2 separate regions of the Mus musculus genome follow, and region 2 is linked to region 1. A link is a loop called in an ENCODE intact Hi-C map of the cell type or tissue named here. Cell type or tissue: heart. All regions are shown on one strand. Each heading gives the region's core, and the rest is flanking DNA. Links, peaks and the distances in the headings are about the cores only. Region 1 holds the start of Shld2 (shieldin complex subunit 2). Region 2 holds the start of Bmpr1a (bone morphogenetic protein receptor, type 1A).

The links. A loop is a pair of places that touch in the nucleus more often than their neighbours do. Peaks named below come from ENCODE experiments on the same cell type or tissue, not always from the same donor. Only the 100,000 strongest peaks of a DNase experiment are listed, where the experiment ranks them.
Region 2: it touches region 1 in a loop (3-fold over the local background); 5 of 42 quality-filtered maps call a loop at or near these places.

The regions. Positions count from the first base shown.
Region 1 is chr14:34,304,604-34,315,028 of GRCm38, forward strand. Shld2 (shieldin complex subunit 2) reads right to left here and starts at 5,914. Exons shown (of 10, transcript NM_001360074.1): 1 at 5,564-5,914; 2 at 4,437-4,491. Glud1 (glutamate dehydrogenase 1) reads left to right here and starts at 6,124. Exons shown (of 13, transcript NM_008133.4): 1 at 6,124-6,739. The coding sequence starts at 6,295. In heart, for the core only: no CTCF peak of the experiment used is centred there; DNase peaks (open chromatin) are centred at 6,018, 6,708 and 7,298; H3K4me3 peaks cover 3,927 bases; H3K27ac peaks cover 2,821 bases.
Region 2 is chr14:34,498,195-34,508,619 of GRCm38, forward strand. Bmpr1a (bone morphogenetic protein receptor, type 1A) reads right to left here and starts at 4,352. Exons shown (of 13, transcript NM_009758.4): 1 at 4,201-4,352. In heart, for the core only: no CTCF peak of the experiment used is centred there; DNase peaks (open chromatin) are centred at 4,627 and 5,007; H3K4me3 peaks cover 4,405 bases; H3K27ac peaks cover 5,142 bases.

The sequences.
Region 1 (10,425 bases), core at 1,593-9,592:
TAAAAGAAGCTAAGAATGGTGGCACATGCCTGTAATCCCAATACTTGGGAGACAGAAACAAAAGGATCTCTGGCTGGAGGTTAGACTATGCTACAGATCAAACTCAAGGTCAGCCTGCACTACACGATGAAACCACATCTTACAAAATAGTAAAGCAAACTACTTAGCAATAAATTTGCCTAAAGAAGTGCAAACTAGGAATGGTGGTGCAGACTGCAATCTTAGCACTTGGGAAGCTAAGACAAAGACATCATGTTCTGGTTCATCCCTACACACACACACACACACACACACACACACACACACACACGGAAACTCAAAGATCAGATCTTATTTTTATTAGTTTACTACACATTTTTTTGGAATCATAGACTGATACCTTAAAAGGTAATTCTACAAAAATACTTAAGTCAGATGTGTACAAATCTATAAATATAAAACATATTACTGTAGTCTTTAAGATTTTCAGTTCTTCTCATGATATTAAAGAGCTCGCAGTTTGAAATATGCTCACCACTGACACACCAGTTCTATAATTGTACAGAATTTCTGGGTTCCATTCTCTTATAAGTTTTGAGAACTGTCCCAAATTGATTTATAGATTCAACATAATCATCAAAATTCTGAATTCTTTACAAAGATCAGCAAGATCTTAAAATTTATATGGAAATTCAAGTGGCATAGAACCAATCACAAAAAAAAGAACAAGGTTGGAATATAAAACAAAACTATAATGAAAGGAGAAAGGAAAAGAGAGAGAGATCAAGAAAGAAAGGGAAGGGCTGGTGAGATGGCTCAGCGGGTAAGAACACTGACTGCTCTTCCGAAGGTCCTGAGTTCAAATCCCAGCAACCATATGGTGGCTCACAACCATTTGTAATGAGATCTGACACCCTCTTCTGGTGTGTCTGAAGACAGCAACAGTGTACTTATTATAATAATAAATAAAAATCTTTAAAAAAAAAAAAAAAAAAAAAAAAAAAAAAAAAAAAAAGAAAGAAAGGGAAGAAGGGATAGAGAGAGGGGGAGGGAAAGAAAAGGGAAGAAGGGAGACAGGGAGACAGGGAGGGAGGGAGGGAGGGAGGGAGACACCTATAAAACAAGCACTTGGAAGGTGAGGACAGACCAGTCTCAGTCACACAGCAAGTTTGAGACCAACCTGGGCTACATGAGACCTTGTCTCTAAACAAATGAAAAAGCTAGAATAATCAAAAAGTGTGGTGCTGATATAAAATGAATGAGGGCCAGAGAGGTGACTCAGTGGGTCAAGACACTTGCTGCCAAGTCTAATGGTCGGAATAGATTCCCAGTTCCACAAAGAGAACCTACTCCGGAAACCTGTCCTCTGACCTCCACACATGTGCTGCAGCAGCACACCCTGCTACATACAAGAGGAAAGTTTTAGTTAAAAGAATGGCCACGTGGATAAATAAAATGACATAACAACACGTTTAGTCAGTTTTATTTTCTACACAATAAGTTAAGACATATAAGTATATATATCATATTATATACACAAGATAACACTTAGAAAGGAGGGAAACACTTGCAAACACATATCTAACAAAAAACTTAGAGTACCAAAAGAATTCTCACAGTTCATTAGTGAAAGGGAACTAAGTGAGGTGGTAGATGCCTGTAATACCAACGGTTGCCAGAGATCAAGAGTACAAGGCCTTCCTCAGCTACAGAGAGATTTGTGGCCAGACTATGCTACATGAGACCCTGCCTCAAAAAAATAAATAAAAGGACATTCCAGGGATCAAGGCTTATGCCTGTAAACTCAGTACTGAAAAGGCAAGACTGCCTACGATTGGGCTATGTAAGTTAATGGCTAAACCTAAGGTATAAAACAAGACAAGAAAGGGTGAGTGAGCCAGGTATGAGGGCGTATAATTTTGATTCCAGCACTCAGGAGGCAGAGACAGGTAGAGCTCCTTAGGTTCAAGGCAAGACTGGTCTACAAAGTGAATTATAGGGCAGCCAGGGCTACACGACAAGTATAAAAGACATATAAGCAAACTTTTAAAATGAGCAAAGGATCTAAAGACACATCCCTAAAGCCATGTACAATAAGAAGCCAACAGCAAGGTGCTCAAGCTAACATCATCAGACTTCAAGCACAGGCCAGTGATTCCACTTAACACCCACTAGATGCTATAATCAAAAGGACAGAGACACACTGGTGAGGAGAAATGGGAGCCCATCTACAAGGACAACAGGTATTAAAATAGTTCAATCACAGAAACAATCTGATAGTTTCTCAAAACGGCAAACACAAACTTACCACACACCTACACTTCCCACCTAGACACCTAAGAGAACAGAGAAAAGATTTCTACACAAAAACTTCTACAAAAATGTTCATAGCCAGGTGATGGTGCCACACGCCTTTAATCCCAGGGCTCCAGAGACAGAGGCAGGTGAATTCAACACCAACCTGGTCTACAGAGCTAATTCCAGGACAGCAGAGCTACACGGAGAAACCCTGTCTTGAAGGGTGGGGGAAGTGTGACACTGTGGGTATAGCTCAGTGATAGATCATGAAAGAGAGAAGTACAACCAGGCAGTAAAGTGGAGAGTGACACGTGCTACATCAATGAATATACTTTTAAAACATGTTCAGTGAAAGAAGATAACCTCTAAAGATCATATACTGATTACATTTAAATAAAATGTACAGAATAGAAAACGTATACAGCCCTTCAAACTAAATAATTCATCCAATGATTTTTGCTCATATATTTATATGTATAAATTCCAGCTCTCTTCTAAAATCTTTTTTCAACTAATTGAAAGCACAAAAGAACACTATGAATCAAGAACAGAGCAAGATTGTAAAATAGCAAGGAAAAGTTGTATCAACCCCAAAGGCAGAAAACCAATTGGTCTTTGTTGAATGCCATCAAAGACTAAAATTCCTTTCAAGTTAAATTTTGGTCTCCTTTTGAAATGGAAATTACTATGCATAATTAAATTGTAATTTGGATATTATTTGTCTACTTTACACAGCAGTCAGATGTAAAATTAAGTAGAGCAAATATATGCTTTTTGGATAAGAAAAGATAACAATTTTGGAGTCAAATATGAAGTTTGACTCTTCGCCCACTTATTAGATAGGGGAACATCCAACAATGTGCCCCCAAGCCTCAGGCTGTCCTTGTAAGTAAGGAGTCACAGTACCTCCTTCTGGAAGAAAGGAAAACTCCATCTGTGTTCTAAACAGGGGTTAAAGAGGCGGGCCTGGAGAAGTTCACTCTTTCTCTTGGGGGATGTGAGAGAGTTGGGGGGAGGGTTCCTCACTATATAACCCAGGCTCCAATCCAAATCAGAGATCACCCTGACTCTGCCAAAGAGCATGGGCATGTGCTAACATGCCTGCTCACTCTAATTTTTAAAACCTACCAAGATTTTGTGTAACTTGCACGTAATGTTAAAACATTAGATTGTTAGATTTTGTGTAACTTGCATGTAATGTTAAAACATTAGATTGTTAGATTTTGTGTAACTTGCATGTAATGTTAAAACATTAGATTGTTAGATTTTGTGTAACTTGCATGTAATGTTATATTTTGTGTAACTTGCATGTAATGTTAAAACATTACTAAAATGTTTTAATAAAAAACTATATTCTCAGGTTCTCAGAGTTCTAAGTTTGTTTGCTTCCTCCCTTCCTCCCCTTAAGACAGTGTCCTTCTGGCTATTGAGTTCATTATGTGACATGAATGTTGTGGCCTAAATTCATGGCAATCCTCCTGCTTCAGCCTGATTCCTCCTGTGCTGAGATTACAGACAGCACCATAGACCTTATCTATTTTTAACATACTAACACACAAGAGATATGAATTTTTTTTAAATAAAATAACTTCTACAGTTATATTTCTTTATATTTCTTCTCCCTTCGAAAAATGTCTTCAATTTAGGTAACTAAAGCATAGAAAAAGTAATATTAAACTTATTTCTTGTTTTTTGTTTGTTTGTTTGTTTTTTCGAGACAGGGTTTCTCTGTGTAGCCCTGGCTGTCCTGGAACTCACTTTGTAGACCAGGCTGGCCTCGAACTCAGAAATCCGCCTGCCTCTGCCTCCCAAGTGCTGGGATGAAAGGTGTGAGCCACCACGCCCAGCTATTAAACATTTTTTAAGGCTATGACTATCAGTAAAGAAAATTGATATGGTAGTTTAACAGGCAATCCCACTGAGCTACACAGTGAGCTACAGACACGCCTGGCTATAATGTGAGACTCTTGTTTCAAAACAACAATATATCAAAAGATATGCTTCCATGTGCTCACAGACACTAGTCAGGCTAATGCTTAAACCTCAGGATTTGGGAGTCTTATTCTTTTGAAACTTTAGGTTCTAGGTAGAATGTTTTGTTTTGTGTAATATAAAATCATAGAGTGATAATATTATCAAGTGAAAAGGAAATTTGGTACCTTAATCTTTTCACATCAAGCCAAAATCATGCTGCAGGCCGGAGAATCTTTTTTGCTAAAAAAACACAATACAAATATAATTAATGGTTATCATTTATTGTTTATTACAAATATAACTATATTTTATTATATCAACCACTGTTTATATTGATGTAATTAATATTAATACATAATAAATACAGTTAACGGTTATCACTCAGCAAATAAGATAAGATATAAGTCACTGGGAAGGAAAGCTCAATATTGCTTTAGAGTTCGCTGAGATAAATGAATGCAACTTAACTGGTCTAGGTTGTCACTTCACGTGTACAAAACATTTTAAGAACTAAGAATTTCTCTTTCATGCTTAGTAGATGAATAAAGTCATGTAAGAGATGAATAGTGTCACAAAGTCCAAGGGTTTACAAAATCGCCAAGGCACTCTGGGGTGATTTTACTAGTAATGTGGCACGTGATAGGTAGCTTGACTTAAAGGATGTTAGTGTGTGTGTGTGTGTGTGTTCAACTGGATTTTCTTGTAGCTTTGTTTGAGAAAAATGAGTATCTCATGTTGCCCAGGCTGGAATCAAACTCTATCCTCCTGCCCCCACCTCTCAGGTTCTGGGGTTCCCAGAGTGTAGCACTCAAGCCTGGCTACCATTGTGAAAATTATAACTTAGTAATCAGATCCTAGACCATTTAAATAATATGTGTATGTATATATATATGTATATATATGTGTGTATATATATGTGTGTGTGTATATACACACACACACACACACAGGATGTCACATTCCTTTAATCTAAGCACTCAGGCACTCAGACAAGGCCAGCCTGATCCATAAAGTGAGTCGCAGAAATTAAATATATATACTGAGACATTATATTTCTAGTTTACTTTAGGACGTGATTCCAAAAGAGGGGCACACACTCAGTCAATGGTGGAGTTACAACTATGTGCGGGTGTGCTGACTCAAGCCTGTAATCCTAGCACTCAGGGGAGTGGGCTGGGGGAGCAGAAGCAGGCAAGTTCCCATGAGTTCTGGGCAAGCCTGGGCTACAGGGGCCCTGACTTTTCAAAAAAAAAAAAAGGTAAAATAAAGTGGCACGCGAAAGAGTCAACAATGCTTTGCATAACTGTTTTACCTCAAAATCGCTGAAGTTGCCTACAACAAATTAAAACCTTGTGCAAAGTAAAGGCCTGTGGGGTCAGGGCCTCCCTCCTGTCCTGAGGCTTCTTGCTTTCCCGGTTCCTCAACAGTCGGATTCGGGATGAGTCGGGATTTGCCCCGCGCCTCTTCGGCTTCGGCGCGGCGTCACTCTCCGGCCGGCCGCGCAGCGGATCCGCACACCGTTCCGGCCCAAGGCGGAAAGGAGGGGCCTGGTGACTCATGCGGCCGGGGCTGCTGGCCAGCCAGCGAGGCCTCCCTGCAGTCCGCTTCCACCTCCCAGGCCGCCGCGCGTGCACACGGGACCGACCTTCCGGGCCGCGGCCGCGTCCGACCGCTCTCAGGAGCCCAGGCCTCCGGGCCGCAGCCCGCGCGCGTCCACGCTAGCCCCGCCCCCGCCCGCGAGCATGCGCACCAAGCCCATCTGCAAAGGCGCGCCCCCCGCCGCCGCAGCCGCACGCGCCGCCGCCTGGAGGCCGGGCAAGGCCGCGGCGGAGGCGAGGCCCAGCGCCCTGGGCGGCGCGCGGCCGCCGAAGTCCGTCCTCCCGGTGGGGCGACAAGCGGCGCAGGGGAGGGGACAGCCAGACAAGCAGGAAGCCGCGGCTTAAAAGGGCAGCTCGCGCCCAGCCCTTCCTCCCCGCGGTCCAGGCCTGCGAGCTCCGGTCTTTACAGCTCCCGCCGCACTCGCCTCAGCCCGCCGCCGCCGCCATGTACCGCCGTCTGGGCGAAGCGCTGCTGCTGTCCCGCGCCGGGCCCGCTGCCCTGGGCTCTGCGGCTGCAGACTCAGCCGCGCTGCTGGGCTGGGCCCGCGGACAGCCCTCCGCCGCCCCGCAACCCGGGCTCACGCCGGTCGCCCGGCGCCACTACAGCGAAGCGGCCGCCGACCGCGAAGACGACCCCAACTTCTTCAAGATGGTGGAGGGCTTCTTCGACCGCGGCGCCAGCATCGTAGAGGACAAGCTGGTGGAAGACCTGAAGACCCGGGAGAGCGAGGAGCAGAAGCGGAACCGGGTGCGCGGCATCCTGAGGATCATCAAGCCCTGCAACCATGTGTTGAGCCTCTCCTTCCCCATCCGGCGCGACGACGGCTCCTGGGAGGTCATCGAAGGCTACCGGGCCCAGCACAGCCAGCACCGCACGCCCTGCAAGGGAGGTGAGCGCCCTCCGGCCCCTTTCTGTCCTCCCTCCCCTCCAGACTCCCGTAGCCCGGGCCGCTACTCGGCCCAGCCCAGTTCTGCAGGCCGTGCCCCGCTTCGGGCTCCCCCGCCTCGGGTGTGGCAGCCTTAGAGGATACTGATTTTTTTTTTCCGCCCTAAAACTACCACGTAATATGCCAGCCTTTTTACTGGGCAAGTCTTCACCCCAAGCCTCTGCTTGTGTTGATGCTGACTTCACTGAGGACACTGTACAGCTTTTCTTTAGCCTCGGTGCCTGTCATGTCATAGACCGTGAACCCTTAACGCCAGCAGCCGACGATACAAGAACAGAGAAAAATTATCTTCTTTTTGGAGTTGGAATCTTGAAAGTTTGATTAACCAGCGCAGCTTACTAATCTTCTAAATTATTATAATTTTACACTGATGGCTTTTTGTGTTGTGCCTCTTTTCTCCCCTTGGAAAATGTAAAATATCGAGCAGAGTAAGGTCTCTGACAAACAGGGCGACCTGACATTAAATCTAAAGGGTGTAGACTACAGAACTGCCTGCCAGCCAATAGAATGAAATAGCCCTGGGGGTGTGTTCTTGTCCTGGCTAGTACCAGAATTGAGCCTAGGCAAAAGGTAGAGTCCTTAGGGAGTTGAATCAGTTAGATTTGGTAGTTACCAGGGTATCCTGTGGTTTAAACTTTTGGGATGTGTGTAGATTGGCTTACAGCCTTTTTTTAGGGAAGAAAAATACGTTTTTCATTTTCTCTCCACTACAGTACACAATCATACAGCGTTAAAGGTGCTTTAAAAAAAAAAAAGACTATTAAAAGAAAAACCACCTTTTTTCTGTTGCTTAAACTTAATGTATTGAGTAGGAGTCTTGATGGAGGTTGAATTGGCAAGTGAGCAGAGGTTAGACTAGAACAGTGATTCATTTCATTGCAACTTCATAACTGTAATTTTGCTACTGTTAGGAGTAGTTATGTAAATATCTAATAGGCAGGATATTTGATATGCAACCCCTTCAGGGGTTACGGGGGACCCACAGGTTGAGAATTGCAGGACTAGACCTTTGTCTGCCTCGGTTCTGTCCAGTAGTCTTTTTACTACCAGCTGACTAAAAACTATAGAAATGTTTCTGCACTGGAAAAACTGGGGCTGTGATGGTGTTCCCAGTGGTGGAACAAAGGTTGTGGCAAAAGGTTTAATGATTTACCAAATTCGCATTGAGTCTACCCAAGTCTAGGATCTCCCTTTGGAGCCTAATTGTCCCTTAGCCCTGTAGTTCCCTCTGCTAGAAGCCATTGGAACCACTTTGACCTCTGATTTCCCATGCAGCTCAAAATTATATAAAAGGGGTAGTCATTCTCCTACACCTCACCTTCCTCTTTCTTCCTTCCCTCCCTCCCTCCCTCCCTCCCTCCCTCCCTCCCTCCCTCCCTCCTTCCCCCACAAGCCGGGAACTCAAATTCTACCCCCCTCCAGAACAAACAAGGATGTCTGTCGAGCCAGAGGCATTGTATTGCAAATGCTAAACTGTCCTTGTCTTTACAGAGGGTGTGCATCCTGTGATTTGGTGGGTTTTTTCTGTCTTGTTAGTCATTAAAGCAATTTGAGTTTGCCGTAGTTTTATTATTTTAAGTGCTCTTGTCACAGAAGTTTTAATAGCAAAATATTGAGCCTAGCAACAAATATCATCAGCCTTACCAGATCACAGTAACCAAAGCACTTGCTCAAAGTGGAGTGAACAGAGCAGAAATAGAGAAACCCGTTTGTAGTTAGTTAACAGTAACAGCATTGCATGATGATACAGCAAGATAAAGTAACGTTCTACAAAGTAAACCATTACATTTATTTAACATCACACTGCCTCTTCGCCCCCTGTCCCATGCCTAAGTGAATTGTCTTCTCATAGTGTTTTGGGAATTTTGTTCTTGATCCTCCTGCCTCATCGGCTCTCCCAGTGTTTATTACGAGAGACCTCATCTGTTCCTTGACATCCCTTTCCCAGCCTTGAGCCCTCTCTATCTAACCTTTCCTCCACAGCGACCTTACACCTGAGTTTCCTAAAATAAAGCCCTCGAGGCTGAACCAGGTCTGGTGACTTGCTGCAATCCTAGCTCTGAGAGCTGAGCCACTCAGTTAGACCCTATCTCAAAAAACAGGAATAAATCCTGTACTGAATCAATACAATAGTCTAATCTATAGTGAAAAGAGATAGTTTAAAGTAAAGACCACCTGGAAGTGCTGGTGAGTACTTTATTTCAAGTAAATATTTAATAAAACTTGGTTTTGTGATTTTTTTTTTCCTAAGTCATATTTAACTGAGGCTACTAGATTTGCCTCTGGTAAGGATTTACAGAGGACCAGAGACTTAGATAAGAGCTGGAACTCAAAGCCTGGATTCTGTCAGTAGCCCGGTATGGCCATATGCGTACCTGATTTTCTGTAACACAGGAAAATCTGAAATTCAGTGCCAGCCTGGACTACATAGATAAGATCCTGTCTCAAAAAAAAACAAAAAACAAAAAATCTATTTTTGTAGCAAAGATGGATACTGTAATAAACAATTGATTTGACAAGATTTGTTCAAAGGTTCTGACATGTTTTCAAACACAGCAGAGATTGTTCCCGGTGGACATGATATTCTGGGTACATCATCTGTCATCCAGTTGTTTGCTAGGGTAAATCTGTGTTTGTGGTGGGTGCCTTCCCTCACCTCTCCATTTGTATGTGTCTCTCCTGAAGCATCTGTTCTGAAGAGAACAACTTTCTCAACAGATTGTTCTGCTACCAGTTTTAGTGTAAAGTTCTTAGAATTCAGTGTAGGGAGGGGCTGGAGAGAGCACTGTGGTTAGGGCATAGGCTGCTCTTGTGGATTTGATTCCTAGCACCCAGTGGTGATGCAGAGCCATCCAGAACTCCAGGGCCAGTGGAGCTGTGCCTGCTCTGCCCTCCTCAGGCATCGTGCACGGATGTATATTCATACAGGCAAAGCATTCAGACACATACGGTGAAAAGTTAAAAAGGTTCAGAAGGGAGCTGGGCGTGGTGGCGCATGCCTTTAGTCCCAGCACTCGGGAGGCAGAGGCAGGCGGATTTCTGAGTTTGAGGACAGCCAGGGCTACACAGAGAAACCCTGTCTCGAAAACCAAAAAAAAAAAAAAAAAAGGGTTTAGCGATCAACTGACTATAGGAGCCACTTTCTTTGTTTTCTATCTTGCCCCTCAGTGTCTTCATCTCATATTTAGTTAAAGTTTTCCCGTTAGTGGTTCTTTCTCCTGTGTTAGAACTTCCTCAAATCATTAGATGAGTATCTTGTGTAACTGTGTTTTGCTGCTACGAAATGCAATACAAAAGTTAACTTGTTTTATAAGCCATATAATTCATAGATCCTTTAGCACTCAGCTGTGAAGTAGTGTTTGTAATACATTTTAGTTAAATGCAGAATTGTTTGTCTTTATACAGACATGTCATTTCGTAAAAGCCATGTGTCCCCAGTCCTTATGTGCAAACAAATGAAGAGCTCTGAAACCTGCCACAGTGTATACTACATATTTCCCTTCTCCCATTCTGTAAGCATTGACACTTAACTAGTAGTTATGGGTGTCTCAGCACACCGTGTAGAATCTGCAAGTCATAATCGGAAACTAAGCACCAGTGCACATAACTTCAGAAAAGTGGGTAATGAT
Region 2 (10,425 bases), core at 753-8,752, 190 kb after region 1:
CTATGTAGATCTTAACTAACTACAGTTAGACAACTGCTTGCTGTCAACCTCTTTACTCAGGCCTTAAGCTGCTATTGCTTGTGATCTTTGCTAAATATATCAGTAGAACCTGGGAAGAAGTCCATAGTATAACCATGAGATTGCTCCAAAATTATTTTGTATTTCTTCAGATTCTAAAAGAATTACCCTTAGAAGGCTAAGAACCAAATGGATTTTGCCTTCTCTCTCCAGAGCTATCTTTAGGAAAACTACCATTGGCCCAACCCACGTGGTTCTAGAAGGACCACTACAGGTGGTGCTGAAAAGATCTTGAGAGAGAAGTGGGTAAGGAAGTGGATAAGGAAGGCCCAGACACTCCACGCATAATCATCTCTGTAGGAAACAGATTTATGCAACTAGAAAAGGTTTCCTTTCTCCTGAAAGTAGGCAGGCCCAGGTAAGCTCATAGTTAGTTACCAGTGACCCTCTTCTGCCAGAAAATGTACTGACAAAAAAACAAAACAAACAAGCAAACAAAAAAACCCACCAAAATGACAGAATCCAATTACACCACTAGATTCAGTCACACTCATTTCTAGGTTTCTTTTTAATATGGTGGGGATAGGGCTTTTCTTCCCTTAATGTACATTGGGCTTGTCAAACTGCAAGAAAGTCACTTTTGAGAACTACCCAATCAATCTTGCTGTCAAAATACACAATCTATATGATAATCACTCCAGATTGTCTTCCTCCAGCCCAAATCTCTATGAATTCCAGATCCATACAGAAAAATTTCCCAAAAGAGCCTCCTTTTTTTTTTCTCCCTATGATCTTTGGTATTGAAGACTGAACCCAAGGGCTTCATATCTATACAAGTGTGCACTCTACCACTGACTGCAGCCCGGGCCCAGAAACCTCTATGTGGTTGTTTAAGGGCTGTTTTAAACTCCTAAGATAAAAAACAAAAACAAGAAACAAAAAACAAAAACAAAACACTACTTGGGGCTAGTGAGGTGGCCCGGGGATAAAGGTGCGAGCCACCAAGCCTGCCCAGTGGCGTTCAATACCCAGACCCCACGTGGTAGAGAGAACTGATTCCTATGAAATCTCCTGTAACCTCCACACATGTGCCCACAAAGGCACACAATCAATCAAGAAAAAAAATATATACACTATTTTTTTCCACAAACCCCCTTCCTCCACACACACACACACACACACACACATATACATACATACATACACAGATACACACACACACATATATGTATACACACATATATGTGTATGTATATATGTATGTATGTATCTATGTATGTATGTATATGCCAGCCATTCAAGGACAACAATCCCAGTTCAAACTGCTCCTGAAAAGAGAGCAAGAAGGAAAGCTACTCTATGATTCTGTGACAATTATAATTCCCTGTACTAACACAAACTAAGACTTGTATCAGAGTTGGCAGGAATACAAAGAAAGTCAGGGTATCAGGAAAGAAAGCAGCATGTATAGCTGTTGCCTACAGACTGGATGGGAAGGCCTGGGGAAAGAGTTAGGCTTGCTCCATTAGCAGGGACAGAGCACCGTAAGCCAGCCAGGGCTAGGGAAGAGCTCATCTAAGCTCCATTGCCAGGCACAGTGTTTTACATAAAGCACCAGAAAGACTCAAGTTCAGAGACGAATCAGGATTTGAGAAATAATCAGACAGAAAAATCTGAACAGTAATTCATGGGCGGGCCAGCCACACAGCTCAGCAGGTCAAGGTGCCTGCCACCAACCAAGCCTGAGGACCGGAACTTGAACCCAGGACCCACATGGTAGAAGGAAAGGCTCACTCCTGCAAGCATACACACAGAAATGAATGTAACAATTCATGGGACTAAGAAACATTTTTTTTTTTAAGTGATGGGAAAAGTGAGACCTGGAAATCGTTAAGAGAAAGGAGGAAGAACAGAGGTAGAAAGAAGGCAAAGGGGAATAAGGTCGCCATGGCACTGACGCCCCCTTTTCACCCACTTCATTCTTCTCCCTAACAAATGTCAGAATGCAAAGTAACATGTTCAGAGAAGTCTTCCTAGATTCTCTAAGCAGCACCAGCACCAGGTCAGGTCTCCACTGTAAGCCTGTATAATACCCTACACTTTAATTATCATCACAATTACACTTAATTATATAGAACTCATCCTTCCACATGTCTCCCCCACTAGACTTTAAGCTCCACGGGTCCAGGGACAATATGTGTGGTTGCCCCCCACCCTTAGTGTGTCAGAATACAGCACATATCCCTCCAATGAAACACTGATGAAAACATGGCAAGGTTCTGTTTTAAGGGTGAGAAGTCCAGTGTTTAGATGGGACTAAGCTACAGCTCCTTTGTGAATGTGAAATCCTGTCAACAAGGAGTTAAGTCGATGGATGGTCACCAGAGTCGGAGCAGGAAAAATAAGTCCACTCCTGGCAGCCTCCACAGGACGGGTTATGGATGACTGCACTCTAATCTTACTTCAATTTTGCTCTATTTTGCAATTTCTCTTTAGTGACTATTTATTACTTTTGTAAGAAAAAACTTCAAAATGTTAATATGATTTGAAAAGAAAATATAACAGCCTGAGAGAAGAGCAAAATTATAGAAAAGTTTTTGTAAACTATAAGATCCTAAGTACATGTGTACTTTTAAAAATCCAATACCAGCCTGGTCTACAGCCACTTGAAGGCCAGCCTGAGCTATGTATTGAAACTCTGTATCAACACAACAGGAACAACAACAACAAAAACAACAAGACAACAGAGAGGATAATTCATGCCCCAATCGGTAAGAAAAGGAAATGAATCAAAATGTTAACTAGTAAGTGGGAGGAGGTCCTCTAGAAGGAAAATAGAATGGAGAAGAAATCCAAACCAAAGATCAACCAGTGAACTCTTCACTCTTAAAAGGGTAGGGAGAAGGAAAGAAAGTTAAAAAGGTCTCCCCCTAGATTTGGGGGGGGGGGGGCGGCGGCGAGGATATAAAACAGAGTACAGGTTTAATTAAAAACCCATTCCAATTTTAAATCTGTTTTCCATAAACTCTGGGTTCCCAAGAAGTGTTCATAGTTTAGTTCTGACACTAAAAAAAAAACAAAAAAACAAAAACTAAGATAGTTTTGTTCAACATCTTTTAGTTCGAGAACAATGATAAGCATTAAATTACCTTTTATTTTATCTCGAAGTTTAATTTCCCCTCACGAGCAAACACAAGTCGGTTTACAACTGAAGCAACACAGGAGTTCGTGAATAACTAGACAACGCTCCTAGGTCTTTGCACAATTTTGCTTTAGTAAGAAGGCCATACTCTTGAATACGACGTCCCTGGGTTCAATCCCGGCTCACTTATCTAAGTTATTTAAACCTCTGCGTCTCGGTTTCCTCTTCTAAAGCAACAAAGAATACAATAACCAGGGTTATCTTAAGAAGTAAATGGCGTGACACCGGTGCTAAGTTCGTATCATGTAGTCAGAACGGTTTGTAAGCTGTTTAAAAGAGAAAGCCTGCAGCTCTTTAACCAAATGAAAAAGATCCACACCACGACTTACAAGTCACAAAAACGCCAGGCACGACTAACACACGGCGTTATTATTTTTCTTCCCTGCCGCGTTGGAGGTTTGGGATTTTTGGTTTTGGTTTTTTTTTTTTAATTTTTAATTTTCCTTTTCTTTGCCAGATCTTTCCGCTAGGAGTCTGAAACGGGGGTTGGGGGGATGTAACGCAACCCAGCACAAAGTTTTACGAAATCGAAGTGCAGAATCACAACAGACATGGCAGCGGAGGCCGCGCAGAACAACAGGTGAACCAACTCGCAGGGACGGAGGGGGAAACCCGGCGCCTTCCCGCAGCCAAGTTGGCGGGCGGGCCGAGCACTTCGCCCGGCCTCCGTCCCCGCACTGAACACGCTTCGTTCTCGTTCTCTAGCAGGGTCCCGAGACCCAGTCCCCGCAGCAGCCGCCGCGCAGCTCCGGAGCGGGAGCAGAGCACCGTTCCCATTTAAGGCTTCCAGAAGCGTCCCCGGAGTGGTGCGAAGGCGAACAAAAGGGCAAGCGCGGGCGGGCCGGGCCGCGGGGCCGGGGGGTCTCTCCCGCAGGCCCCGCGGAGGCGCGTCGCGGCCTCCCCTGCGCCGCCACCGTCGCCCCCAAACTTCGCCGGCCTCCCGCGGCGCACCCGCACTCCGTCGCCACCCGCCAACTCACCGGGATCCCGAGAAACTCATCCTCCGGCGCTCGGCGCGGGCGGGCACGGACAGCCGCGGGGCGGCGGGGCCCGGCTCGGCCTCCGCCCTCGGCGTGCAGCGGCCCGGGCCCGGTCGCCCCTCGCGCGGCCGTACAGTCGTCGTCTCGCGCGGGGCCGACGCGCGGGAGCTCGAGCCTCCCTCCCCGCCCTTCCCTCCTCCCTCCGCCCTCCTCCTCCTCCTCCTCCGCGCGGCGGGCAAGCAGATTCCAATCTCTGCCGCCTCAGCCGCGGAGGACGCTCGCTCGTTCGCGGGGCGGGGGAGGGGCAGCGGGGGAGGGGGGAGGGGCGGCTCGGGCGAGCAAGAGGCGCCGGCGCGCGCGCACTGGGAAGGGCCCGCCAGCTCTGCGCGCACCCGCGCCGGGGCGCCGGCCCCGCCCCGGACACGAACCGAGCCGAGAGCTCGGCGGAAGCGCCCGAAGGGCCCGTGGAGTTCGGCGCCCCTCTGCCGGGAAGGAGGCCCGGCCGCCGGCACGGGGGCGCCAGGTTTGCCGAGGGGAGGGGGTCGCCCCTCAGCGCACGCCGCCGCCGCCACCGCACGCGTGACGGAGGGGCCCACTGGGGCAAAGCTGCGTGAAGTGGACGATGCGGGCACACTCCTTCTAGAGCCGGAGCTCGGGCTCCACGGGAGAAGCGGCCCGGTGGCTCCGAGGGCACCGAGGCTCCCGGTGCGGGATCGGTTGCCCGTCTCGTAGTTGTGGTTGCAAAGAAAGATGTAAGGCACACTGCATTCATTACTCACCCCCTCCCTTCCCCGTCCCCCGGTGCTCTCTGGTTCTGGCCCGCCGGGAGGAACGTGGAGGTGCACGCGTTCTCCGGATCACGTAGCGAAAGCCTGGTTTCGGCCCGGGGGCCCCGCCGCTGGGGTGGCTTGTGATCCGCGGGCCTGCGAATTCCTCGGGCGTAAGATAAGGAGCGGCGAGAGCCGGCTGAACTGAAGTCAGCGGACTATAAATACGACTCTCAATCCACCTTTGGCTCAGCCGAGTGACCTCGGATACCCTCCCGAGGCTCTTTCCATCCTTTTAGAAAAATGCAAAGAACTGTCACTACCTCTTTTCTCCCTTTCCCCTCTCATTCGCCATGCAAAATGCCCTTAAAAGTATTCAGTGGCCTGTGGATGAAGAAGGAAAAGATAATCCCTTTTTAAACCAGTCGTTAAATATATAACCTCTTCCGTTTAAGTATTTCAACAAATATTTCGTATTCGTTCTGTTAATTCACTTTTCTGAGAAAACTATAAATCTCTTGGGAAATTGTTTAAAATAGACAGAAGAAAGAGTGAAGGAAGAAACTGTGCCAGGCACTTCATACTTGTGTATTTACACACATTCTGGCCTGGAGGGAAAAAGCAAAACAAAACTTAGATCCCACGGTATTCCCTCATATTCAGCTGAAAATATGTACAGTCCCTTATATTCTAGTTTTAACTAACTGTCCTTCGTGCCCCCTTTCTCCTCCGTCAGCTTTTGCCTTTAGGGCCATCAGTGCCTCCATTGTCTTTTGTTACATTTGAGTCACATTCTCTCGTCTTTTTTCTGAGCTGTCTGGGTCTTGAGTCATTGCAATATTCTCACTGCACTGAAGGAATAGTGTGATATCAGAGAGGTTTCTTGCATCCACTAAAAATGGTGACTTTTCTTTCCGGATATTTCTATATACCACCCCTCTTGAATTTGAAAAGAAAGAGCAGACCTTTTGTTCTAAGAGATTTGAACTCGTTGGCCAAAGGCCTTATGCCTATCCATGTGTTATGACAGAGAAGACCATGGCAAGTGAACCAAATGGTGTGACTTCTGCATCCTAATTTGATTTGCGGGCTAGAATCAGTCTGTGAAATAGACAAGAATCTCAGGTTGGAGCTTTAGTGTACCAAGACTGGAATACACACACTGGTGTTGCCTGATTTGAGTTACATGCTACTGAAATAAGAGCAAAGTGGGCACGGAGCTTTATTAAGTCATAGCTTTCTTCTCCACAAAAAAAAGATCCTTTTCAAGTGTTTGGGACTGTAGCTTGGCTTTCTCACGTTCTCCTTAAATCAACTCACCTAGTACCCAGACTTAACTCCTTAGCACATCACAGTCCACAGCCAAGTGAACTGGGCCAGGACATGGTTTGCTTTTGGGTTCCTGGCATGTATCAGCATGCCAGCCTGTTTCTCCGGTTTGCCTGCCCACTAAATGAACAGAGCCAGAAGCCCAAGGAGACATCTGGACACGTATGGTCTGGCCCCCAAAGTCAAAGGCAACACTTCAAGGTCCAATTTAACATTCTGTAATGCCGTAGAATTCCTTTAAGTAGGTTAATAGAAGGGACTAGAAATGAGCCTTTTCCTCTGGGCAGTCAGTTTTATCCCAGGTTCTAAAACTGGCATTTGTTGCCTAAGCAAACCAGGAAGCATTCCTACCTGATACTGATAGCTCCCAGCTCCTCCACAACACTTTTTTTTTTTTTTTTTTTTTGGTTTTTTGAGACAAGGTTTCTCTGTGTAGCTCTGGCTGTCCTGGAACTCACTTTGTAGACCAGGCTGGCCTCGAACTCAGAAATCCGCCTGCCTCTGCCTCCCGAGTGCTGGGATTAAAGGCGTGCGCCACAATGCGCCGGCTACCTTTGTTTTATTTTTTTGAAACTGGGTTTCTCTGTGTAGCCCTGGCTGTCTAGGAACTTGCTCTGTAGACCAAGCTGGCCTCTGCCTCCCAAGTGCTGGAACTGAAGGCCTTTGCTGTCAACCAGGCTTCAGAACACTTTCTAATCACCTATTCTATATTAATACTCCAGGCGCTCGTTTTCTTTATGTTGCTTTTTATTATCCGAATTTATTTAGTTTATGAACAGAACCCCTCCACCCTTTAGGGTTTAAACTCCAGGAGAAGACTGGCCAGTGTGTTCTCCACTCTCCTCCGACCTTAGCTCCTGGCTTGCAGTACTACTTGTTAGATACTTGCTGCCCGGTGTCTGTTAAGTGAGTGAGACAGATAAGCATGGATTTCCTCTGAGCTCTTCTGAACCCTGTCACTATGACCCTTTCAGTGTTAGAAGGTGAGCATGACTATGTGAAAAGGGTGAGGATCGGCCAAGGAAACTGAGGATTACGTCATCTGTAGTGAAATAGGGACTTCTGCCTTCAGGGACCCAAGTTCAATAGATTAATCCGAGTTAATCCGCCCCAAGTCATTTTCCTGTTGTAAAGATTTTATGAGGCAAAAGGCAGCAGTAAGTCATTGTGGGTATAGAGATAAGAGCTCAGGAAAGACCAGTGGAGGGATGCCCGTGGCAAGTGACACTTAGGTTTGCTGCAAACCCAGTATTAAATGGATAAATGTGTTATGGGGAGTAGAGGGGACACATGCAATTTTCAGCCCGGATACTACCATATCATTTTAATAATGATACTCTACCATAGCTTACATACAGTATTTTATTTCTCTTATTTATTTGTCCTATTTGTATTTTACTTATAAACCGTTTTCTCCTTTCCTTTCTCTATGTTAATTTTGCTTTGCTTCAAAGACATTTCCTGGGGCTATCGCTGCAAAGCAGCACCACTTAGTCCGTGCTCCCTGTTCCTCCTCACCTTGGCATCTAGTCCCTCCCTAGGCCACGGGGCAGAAAGGATTCCCAGAATTTCTGTCTCAAGCCCAAGCCTGACTTTTGTTAAGCATCCCTCTTCTCTGTACACTTGGGGAGCCCTGACCTTGGCCCTTTTCTAGAAACCGACCCACAGCCCTTTTATGTGCCTTTGTATGTTTGTTTCTTGGAGTCGGTACATGTTTGGCACAACCTGCAAGAAGGAATTTCCAGAACTGGTCCTCTCCTTCTCGAGTGTAGGTTTCAGGCATTGAACTCAGATTGTCAAATTTGTCAGCAGGTGCCTTCACCCACTGAGCCATGCATTTATTTGTTTTTGAGACAAGGACTCGTGCTCCAAGCTGGCCTGGAACTCCCTGGAAGACAATGACCTTGAACTTCTGCTGTTAGATCCTGAGTGCTAGGATTTACAGGTGGTGCCACATCACTGGGTTACTGTCACTGCTGGGGCTCCATCCAGGGTTGCCTGCATGCCAGGCACTCTCCCTATTAAACCACATCCCTAACCTCAGCCCTTTTATACTGAAATCCTGCCCTGCCAGCCTGCAAGTTTCTCCGTCTCGTCTGGACTCACCCGGGTCCTAGGATACAGATTGGCCACCCTGTGACTCTGGCTCTTTCCTTGTGCACTCTGTGTTCCTGACTAGTCTACCCATCTTATCAGGAGTGCTTTCCCCATTTCCTGGGACTGGGTATACTGATGCCAACTGTTCTCCTGGACTAGCACCTGTTGTTAGCTCACTTCTCTGGTTATCAGGGGCTACCCATGGCACTTCATTTCCTCCCAGCCCTGCTCCCACTCAGCCCCGCACAAATCCTGTCCTTTCCTGCACTGAGGGTGGTAAGTTAGTGACCTATTACACTAGAATTTTCAACCAGAAAAAAATACATAATGTATATATCTATATGTCATAAAATGTTATATAGAGGAAATACATATGCATATATGTGCTGAATATCTATGAATAATTTTTGCCTGGTAAAAATATCCTAGCTAGCAACCAGGTGGTAGAGATACATGCCTTTAATCCCAGCACTCAGAAGGCAGAGTCAGGTAGATCTCTGAGTTTGAGGCCAGCCTGATCTACAAAGTGAGTTCCAGGACAGCCAGGGCTACAGAGAGAAAGAAACTCTGCTTGAAAAACAAAACAACAATAATAATAATAACTGGAGGATAAGGTCTGGTACTTCTGCATATGTGCAAGGATGTAGGTTCAATCCCCAACAGAAAGAAAAATAGATAAGAAAAGAATCCAAGAGTAGCATATATTTGAAAAAGTATGTATGTGAGGGACTGGAAAGATGGCTCAGCGATTACTACTATGTACTGTTATTTGACAGAACCCAAAACTTCACTTCCCAGCACTTACACTGGGTGGCTAACAAGAGCCTGTAATTCCAGCTACAGCTGACAACTGGCTTCCACAACCTTCTACACATATGTGCATGTACTCTCAGACTTACACATACACATGATTAAAGTATTTTTTAAAAATGTGTGTGTGTGTGTGTGTGTGTGTGTGTGTGTGTTGGGGGGCAGGTGTGACTAATTCTATTTGTCAACTTGATGGTATTTAGAATCATCATGGAAGCTACACATGGGCCATCTTTAGTCCCAGCACTGGTGAGGCAAAGGCAGGCAGATGTCTTGAGTTGAATGCCAGATCCTGGCTAGCCAGTGCTACATGAGGAGACCCAGTCTTTGAAAGAGAAAGAAAGAAAGAAAGAAAGAAAGAAAGAAGGGAGGGAGGGAGGGAGGGAGGGAGGGAGGGAGGGAGGGAGGGAGGGCAGACAGACAGACTGTGGAAACAGACATATGGGCTTATTGAGGTAGAAATAACCAACTGTAAACATAGTCCACCCTGTTCCAAGAGCTAAAGCCCTGGGCAGAATACAAAGGAAAAAGTGAAGTGTGTACCAGCATTCATCTCGCTCTGCTGCCTGCCTCAAGCTCCTGCCACCACTGTGGCCTGTACCCTGGGCCTGAGTCAAAACAAACCCTTCCTTAAATTACCTTTGTAAGATATTTGTCTTAGCAAATAGAAAGGTAACGAGTTTGTGTGTGTGTGTGTGTGTGTGTGTGTGTGTGTGTACATACACAGACACATAAATCAAAAGCCCACATCCCATTGACTTTCTACTAAACACTGAGTTTTCCCTTGGGGTTGCCAGTCCAGAAATCCCAGCATCTGGAACTGGGTTTGATGGCCAGTAGGAGCAGGGCAAGGTGCCATGATAATGATTCAGGCAGAGATGCATTAGATAGAGTCCTTGACCAGGAGGGTGGAGCCACGGACAGCCACACTGAGTGTGGGCTGTGCACTTATCAGGCTCTGCAGCTGGATGTGGTCTCAGCAGGGTAACCAGGCATGCTGGTTTATCCACCAGATGTGGTGACAATTGCTAAAGAACTGACTCAGTCCCAGGAACTGTGGTCCTGTTAAGCTCACTCCACTCTATTCCTACTAAAATTTGATTGCTGTTTTGTTATGTCTTCAGTAATCAAAATGGAATGAGCTGTGTGACGCCAGACCCTTATGCTTGATTTCTAGCACACTGCTTGGCATACCGAGTAGGTAATAAATATTTATTAAGCA